2 separate regions of the Homo sapiens genome follow, and region 1 is linked to region 2. A link is a contact called in ENCODE Hi-C or POLR2A ChIA-PET data. All regions are on one chromosome and are shown on one strand. The core of a region is the stretch at or near the end of the contact, and the rest is flanking DNA. Distances in the headings are between cores, read along the strand shown. Region 1 overlaps STN1 (STN1 subunit of CST complex). Region 2 holds the start of SH3PXD2A-AS1 (SH3PXD2A antisense RNA 1).

Region 1 (3,951 bases), core at 157-2,656, 160 kb before region 2:
AAGAGCCCAAGCTAGATATTTTGTGGGAAACTTAACTTTAAATTCCAAACCTTTGCTGAAATTGACATTGTCACTTTTTGTGCTGTGCCTTGGATTTGTATTCTTACTCTTCTTGAGGAAAGATAGAAGGCAGTTGAACTTTGTGACCAAGAGCGTTTCATTGGCAGTCCCTGCATGATTGATAATTTGTAGATACAATATTATTGCATTTCTTTACATGTATTCATTTTCCTGAAGAGTATTATCTTGTGCTTTTAATAAAATAACATGTGAAAAATAAAAGCTTATTTTTTCTGCTTTTTCTCAGCATATATATATGTACATATATATGTACATATATATACATATATACATATATACATATACACACACACATATATATACATATATACATATATATACATATATACATATATACATATATATACATATATATACATATATACATATATACATATATATACATATATACATATATATACATATATATATATATTTTTTTTTTTTGATTCTGAAAAGGATCATCCTGTCAGAAATTCCCATACTGAATCTCTTCTCTGCTTTATTTTACCAAAGATATTGGTCCTTTTTTTCTCCAGACAACTCAACAAATATTTACTAAGTTCCTACAGTGTATCCAGCTATGGGCAGTACACTGTGGTATATAGTACAGTGCTTCCTCTCCAAATGCCAACAACGAAATAATAGCGTCTTTCAGTTTGTAAAGCACTTTTATATGCATAATTTCATATTATTCTCCCTCTAGTCTTTTGAAACAGAAAGTACAGGTATTATTTCCATTTTGTAGATGAGAAAACTAAGGCTTAGTAACTTACTCAAGATTCCACTGATGGAGATTTGTGGGTCCATTCTGTTTACTGACTCCAGTGTGTTCTGTGGTCTCCATATAACTCAGTTTGATTTTTCTCTCCTCCTCCTTTCTTCCATCCCCCACCCACCAAAAAAAAAAAAATTAACTGCATTTGATTTTTAGTTTTCTGTTTTTCAGATCAAATAAATGAGACTGTTTGAGGACTTTAAAATCCTGGCCCTAGAACCAGGCTAGATATTAAGCCTGTGTCTAAAGGAGCTTCACTTAACCTCTTTTCCCATTATAAAAAGATTAAGGCACTATGATTGCCTCTTCTCCAGTAAGCATTTCCCTCTGAGTGAGTGTCTGAGGAGCATGAAACATCTGTGGGCTTTGGGAAAATAAAAAGCATCTGACTGCTGAAATTATTGAGAGTAGAGAGGCTTTTGCAACTTTAATTCTTGTGGAGAACTGCCCCTCTCCTTGCTGTCCTCAGGCACAATATGGCTTTTGGGCCATCTGCCAGGTGGCCGCTCCCTGCTGTTCTGGGTTCTGCTTCCCCTGACTCACCGCAGGCCTGTGCTGGGGGTGCTTCCTGCTCGCACTGACTCATCCCGCAGCTGAAACAAGGCCAGCGGCCCAGGCGGTACTGTGTAGCTGCTGAGGACATTGTGCAGCACTGCAAGGGTGCCTCCATTCAGGGGCATTCCAGCAGCCAGACCTCTGGGCACCAAGGCACAGGGTCTGCTGGGAGAGGTCACAAACTGGGAAGTCCGGGGGTTGGTGACAGTGCCCAGAGTGCACAGAACACTTGGTAGCAACTCGAGCTTAGACCTAGAATATTGGAAGGCTACAGTCAAGACCAGAATGACCTCGCATTCTCTAGGACAAATGTTCATGTGCTAATTTTTTTTTTTTTTTTGAGATGGAGTCTCGCTCTGTGGCCCACGCTGGAGTGCAGTGGTGTGATCTTGGCTCACTGCAACCCCCGCCTCCCGGGTTCAAGTGATTCTCCTGCCTCAGCCTTCTGAGTAGCTGGGACTACAGGTGCTTACCACCACACCCAGCTAATTTTTGTATTTTTAGTAGAGTTGTAGTTTCACCATGTTGGCCAGGCTGGTCTCGAACTCCTGGCCTCAAGTGATCTGCCCACCTCGGCCTCCCAAAGTGCTGAGATTACAGGCGTGAGCCACTGCTCCTGGCCTGCTAATTTTTTTTTTTTTAACTTTCTATTATACTATAAATCAAGCTTTTCACCTACAGAGAAGTGGTGTGCCTGGAAGTGCCATGCATTTTTTTAACGCAAAATGTCCTTATTCATTTTTTGGATTCTTAAAATGGTATTTACTCATTATAAAATAAAATTTCAAACTAGAGATAATTTTAATGAAGTATATAAAAATCATATGAAACACTATAAATCAGGCAAAACAATGTCAGTGTTTGGGTGAACATCCTTCCTCATTCTAAACATGTTCCCAGTATCAAAGAAATATAGAAATGCCTATTTCCTTAGTACTATTATGCATATTTATTTCTCAGTGTTTCTGAAATTAGGCTTACAGTCAACGTATACATTGAATGTGGGGTTCCTTCCCCACACTCCAAGAGAAACTGCTCTTAGTATTTAAAGTCTTAAAATCATTTCTGTCAAAATACACTGTTTAATGTTGCACATAAATTGGATTATATATTTCTATTTTACAATGAGCCATGTATATCTTTTTATTCTCATATACTACGTCATTGTAATTTTTTTAACCAATTCCATATTTATAAACATTTAGGTATTTCCAAGTGTCAGTATTATAAAGAATACTACAGTGAACAGCCTTACATAGATGTATGTATCTGTGTACTTGTTTTTGTTTTATCTGGAAGTAATTGTTAAGTCAAAGGATATATACATTTAAAAACAACTTTTTTTAAGAGGCAGGGTCTCACTGTGTTGCCCAGGCTGGAGTGCAGTGGCTATCACAGGCACAATCATAGCACACTGCAGCCCCAAACTCTTGGACTCAAGCAATCCTGCCTCAGCCCCCCAAGTAGCAGGCATGTGCCACCGCACCTGGCTTACATTTCACAATCCGATGCCTGTTTACAAACTTGCTCATTAAGATTTAAATTTTAGAAATGTGTTACTAATTTATACTCCCACTATCGACATATGAGGGTATCAGTATTTTTAATATTTGTCAATTTCATTGTTGATAAATTATGTATACTTGCTTTTCTTAATGGTAACTAGTGAACTTATACTGATGTATTTTTATTGGCCATTTTTAGATCTTCCATGAATCGCATATTCTTTTCTTTGCCACTTTTTCTCTTGTGATGTTGATCTTTTTCTTATTAATTTATATGAGCTCTTTATTTATTTTTTATTTTTTGAAACAAGGTTTCATTCTGTTGCCCAGGCTGGAGTGCAGTGGCATGATCATGGCTCACTGCAGCCTTGAACTCCTGGGCTCAAGCAATTCTCCCACCTCAGCCTCCCAAGTAGCTGGGACTACAGGCACATACCACCAAGCCTGGCTAATTTAAAAATTTTTTTTTGGTAGAGACGGGGTCTCCCTGTGTTGCCCAGGCTGGTCTCAAACTCCTAGGCTCAAGTGATCCTCCTGCCTTGGCTTCCCAAAGTGCTGGGATTATAGGCATGAGCCACCATGTCCAGCCTATGAGCTCTTTATATATTAAATCATTAACCCTATCATTTGGAATATTGCTATCCAGTATTAGTTTTTAGGTGGTTAGACTTATCAGACTTTCTTTAATGAGTTCTGATTTTAAGATTCTGCTTAAAGAAGTCTCACCCCACCCACTGTAAGTCCAGGGTTAAAGGTATTCACCCATATCTTCTTCTCATCTTAAGTTTACCTTTTTTATATTTAATAAAATGAAACCCATCTAGGATTTATTTTAGTATAGGAAGTACTCTTTTTGGCTTTTTCTTCAGCATAGATTTAGGCCAGCAGTAACAAATTTTGCCTTAGATTTCTTCAGGATTGTGTGTGCTTTTACAACAGTCTAGTTGATGATTTTTTTTTAAATTTAGAGACCCACTGACCCCATGCTTAGCAACCTCTGTTCTGAGTTTGTCGGAAATTAGGCAAAGAGAAAATGCCTGTTATTCCCTAGCA
Region 2 (3,935 bases), core at 1,203-3,702:
GCCCAGCCAGTGACCAGGCCCAGGCTGCTCCCCGAGCTCCTGAGATGTGAGGAAGGCTGGGTGCAGTGGCTCCCACCTTTGGGAGGCCAAGGCGGGTGGATCACCTGAGGTCAGGAGTTCGAAACCAGCCAGGCTAACATAGTGAAACCCCATCTCTACTAAAAATACAAAAATTAGCCAGGTGTGGTGGCACATGCCTGTTATATCAGCTACTTGGGAGGTAACAGAGCGAGACTCTGTCTCAAAAAAAAAAAAGAAAGAAGAAAGAAAGAAAGACTTCAGGAAGAAGGGCTTCGGGCAGGGTCTGAAGGTTCTGGTGTCTTCTCACCGTGAACATTATGGTCCTTGGCCTTGGAGGTCCAGGAACTCAGGCATTTCTGAATATGCAACTGTAGTGGCTTCAGTGTGCTCTGTGTGGCCATTCAGTCTCTTTGGCACCTTTCATAACCCCACCCCAGGGACCTCCCAGCATGCGTCCTGATGCACGTACCCACTGGACTCCCTTCAGCTTCTCAGATGTGCCTGTCTCTTCAGTCTCTGGGCCTCTGCTCAGACTCTCCCTCTACCTGGAACACTCTTCCCGCTTCCCTTTGCCTGTCTCACTCTCTCCACTTCCTCAGCCCTGTCTCCCTCCTGCGTGTGCCTATGACAGCCAACACATCACAGCGCAGTGCCCATACACAGTATCCTTTGCGAGGGCAGGGACCGTCACCATCACAGCCCAGCCCCCAGCACAGTGCCAGCATTTGGGAGGGAGTGAATGGGTGTTGCGTGTTGCCCCTTCTTTCAGGGATGGGGTAGGGTTGAGATGTACCCCGTCAGGAAAGCTGGCCACAGGTTGCACAGCCCGGGGCTCAGGGAAAGGAAGGAAGATAGCAGAATCATTAGGAGCCTAGGCATGTTCAGTCTGCCCAAAGAAAGAGACTGTGGCACACCCAATCCCAGCTCCACCACTTCCTCGCTTTGCAACCCTGGGCGGGGCACTCAACTTTTCTTACCTTCAGTTTACTCATCTGTAAAGTGAGAATAACAACAGCACCCAGTATGTAGCTCAGAGGTTGTTATGAGGATCAACTGTCATAATAAATATAAAGTACACGGCACAGGGCTTAGCACATACCAAGTGCTCAATGAATGTTACGTCCTCTTAATGTTACTGTCACCATCCTTGCAGGAGATGGGTGGAACCACAGAAAATGCTGGTGGGAGGTTGATGAAGAGAGTTGACTGTCTGGGCTCAGTTTTGCCAACAGAACCAAAGCTCAAGGAAAGCAGGCTTTGGGACAGGCGCGGTGGTTCAAACCTGTAATCTCAGCACTTTGGGAGGCTGAAGTGGGTGGATTGCTTGAGCCCAGGAGTTCAAGACCAACCTAGGCAACACAGTGAGACCTCATCTCTACAAAAATAATAAATAAATAAATAAATAAAATGAAAGCAGGCTTTGGTGGACAGTGTCCATCCCAAGAGAGCCAGGCAAACTCCCCTGTGGCTGGCCTGGCCAGGCCTGTGGTTTTGGGCCCTTTACCGACAGGCCTCTGCTTCCTGCGGCTTTTCCTCTGTCTCAGAGCCTCAGAAGTGAGTGGGTGTCTTTCAGCATCATCACTGCGACCCAGGACTTCCATCTGCCTGCCCCACAGCCTCCTCATCTGGCTGGGCCATTCTGCAGTGTTTCTCTGAGCTCCAGAGGCCTCGTGCCCCTCGCCAAGCCCCCCACACTGTGGACCATGCCACAGGGAGAGGCTGCCAGGAAGCTCTGCCCAGCGTCCCACCGTCTTTCCTGAGGGCAGCCTCCCCTGGAGGGAGGAGCCGAGGCTGCACAGGCTGAATGGGGCCCTTTATTCCCGGCTCCCACAGGGAGGGTACAGAGCCACTGCCCACCACGCCCACCACACCCACGCCCACATGGAGGGGGTACAGCTTGGCCCTGATGCCGGCCTCTGAGCTAACCACACTCTGGCCCCACTGTGTCTGCGTCCTGGAGGGTGAATCCACCCCTCTCCCCAGCTCTGGCTGAAGCTGCCGTCCCTAATGTGTGGGGTGAGCTGTATTTGCTAGTCTGCCAGGGGTCTGGGGGTGTGTAAATGAGAGACAGCCTAGAGCAAGCCAGTGTGAACACACACTCACACTCACTCACCTTTCAGCAAGTCGCGGTCGGGGTCCCTGTGTGCCCGTCCTTGTGCTGGGCCCTGAGGATACGTTCGTGGGCTTCACTGGCTGCAAGAAGCTTGCATTCTGTCCTTAGGGAACGCTGTAAAGAGGCAGGTTCAGAAGATCATTATCAATGGTGGCAGATTCTGGGAGGGAAACAACGGAGGCCGGAGAGAGAGGGCACATGGCCACCAAAGGCCTCCCAATGAGGGATGCAAGGCAATGGCTGGGCAAAGGGCAGCAGGAACAGTGCTCCAGGAACAGGAACAGGGACAGCGAACACACAGGCCTGAGGTGGGGAAGAGCAGGATGTGTCTGTGGCGTGGGCAGAGTGACAGGAGATGGGCGGGCGGAGAGAGAGGCAGGAGCTGAATCCTGCCCGGCCACAGAAGGGAGTTTGGATTTTATCCTCAGTGCCCTGGGCAGTCACTGAAAGGGTTAAGCAAGGGTTATGGTTTGAGAATATTATTCTGAGGCCAGGCGCAGTGGCTCACGTCTGTAATCCCAGTACTCTGGGAGGATCGCTTGAGCCCAGGAGTTTAAAACCAGCCTGGGCTACATGGTGAAACCCAGTTTCTACAAAAAAATACAAAAAATTAGCCTGGTGTGGTGGCGCATGCCTGTAATCCCAGCTACTCCGGAGGCTGAAGTGGGAGAATCACTTGAACCCGGGAGGCAGAGATTGCAGTGAGCCGAGATCACTCCCCTGCACTCCAGGCTGGGCAACAGAGCAAGACCCTGTCTCAATAAATAAATAAATAAAAATAAAAAAGAAAGAAATGGTTCTGGTCCCACTGCTCTAGAATGCTGCTCAAAAAGACTTCCATTCCATTTGGTTCAGCAAAGATGTATTAGTCCCTCCATGGGCCTGGGACTAGGTGCTTTATCACTAGCAGACACCCATAAAATCCCAGTTGACCCACCTGGGGTGAGGGAGAGAAAGATACTGTTCCCTTCAGCCTGGCTCTGCTTACTGGGTATGGGAACCTCCGAACCAGAATTTGGGAGATCGTTCTTCCCTCCAAGGTGCGCTGATGCTTTCTGCAAGCAAGCCGTGGCTGCAGGAGGGTGAAGGCTTCACTCTGTCGTGAACCCCAGTGGGCTTTTGCAAGTGTGTTTCCCTGGGCGTGTGGGAGAGGGAGTGGGGAGTGCTGGAGCGGGCAGACACACCTGTGTGAGTCACCCTAGAATGCCCCTAGGGGGCGGGTGGAATGAACAATTGGCCTCCTTGCCATTGTGTCACGTCCTCTGCCCTCTGAGTTGGGCCTCCGAGAAACGGAAGCCGTGTGGGAGACACAGATGTGTTTATGGGTTGGGTGAATCAGGAAGGGCAGCCGCAGGCTGAGGGGAGCTCGTGTTTGGCCTTGGTGGGAAGCCAGGTGGATGGACTGGGTGCCTGGGAAATGCTTCTGGTACTTGGATTCCACGTGGCCAGCAAGGAGACAGGCAGGGCCCACCCCACCCCATCCCACCTCCTTGACCTGGAAGTGTCAACTCATAAGAGATCCCATTTGTTCACCATTTGCCATGGGCTGGGCTCCATGCTAAATGCTTTTACAGACTCATTCACTGGCTCCTCGTAATAGTCCTTTGCATTAGACATTACTGCCTCCCATTTTGTAGTCTGAGGAAACTAGCATTCGAATAGGTTATGACTCATCCCCTGTCACATAACAGTAACTGGCAGAGCCAGATGTACCAGTCAGGACTCTCCTGGTGACAAGAAATAGACCCATCTCAATCTGGCTTAAGAAAAAAGGGGAAACTTATTGGTTCACATAACTGAA

The links. Hi-C counts contacts between places; a loop is a spot of excess contacts on that map. ChIA-PET counts read pairs that join two places held with the same protein, here RNA polymerase II (POLR2A). Pooled maps may share reads with other maps.
Region 1: a loop to region 2 is called in a pooled map, with 2.1 times the contacts of the local background. The contact joins the enhancer-like site here to the promoter of SH3PXD2A-AS1 in region 2. A Hi-C loop is called at or near these places in 5 of 50 pooled maps. POLR2A ChIA-PET finds 5 or more read pairs at or near these places in 5 of 52 experiments (GM12878, T-cell, activated CD4-positive, alpha-beta T cell and 2 more).

The regions. Positions count from the first base shown.
Region 1 is chr10:103,905,911-103,909,861 of GRCh38, reverse strand. The region is part of intron 3 of STN1 (STN1 subunit of CST complex); the gene reads left to right. Among named protein-coding and RNA genes, the nearest start is that of STN1, 10 kb to the left of the region's middle. RefSeq lists a cis regulatory region at 1,439-1,441 and enhancers at 1,369-1,513, 1,565-1,694, 1,558-2,159. Within about 2 kb of position 1,406, at least 38 of the 41 ENCODE cell types and tissues checked have a DNase peak (open chromatin) inside an H3K27ac peak, as active enhancers do; they include GM12878, where a contact is called at or near this core.
Region 2 is chr10:103,745,296-103,749,230 of GRCh38, reverse strand. SH3PXD2A-AS1 (SH3PXD2A antisense RNA 1) reads right to left here and starts at 2,452. Exons shown (of 3, transcript NR_038940.1): 1 at 2,135-2,452. All of the region lies in intron 3 of SH3PXD2A (SH3 and PX domains 2A), which reads left to right. RefSeq lists enhancers at 1,468-1,968, 1,969-2,469, 2,886-3,407.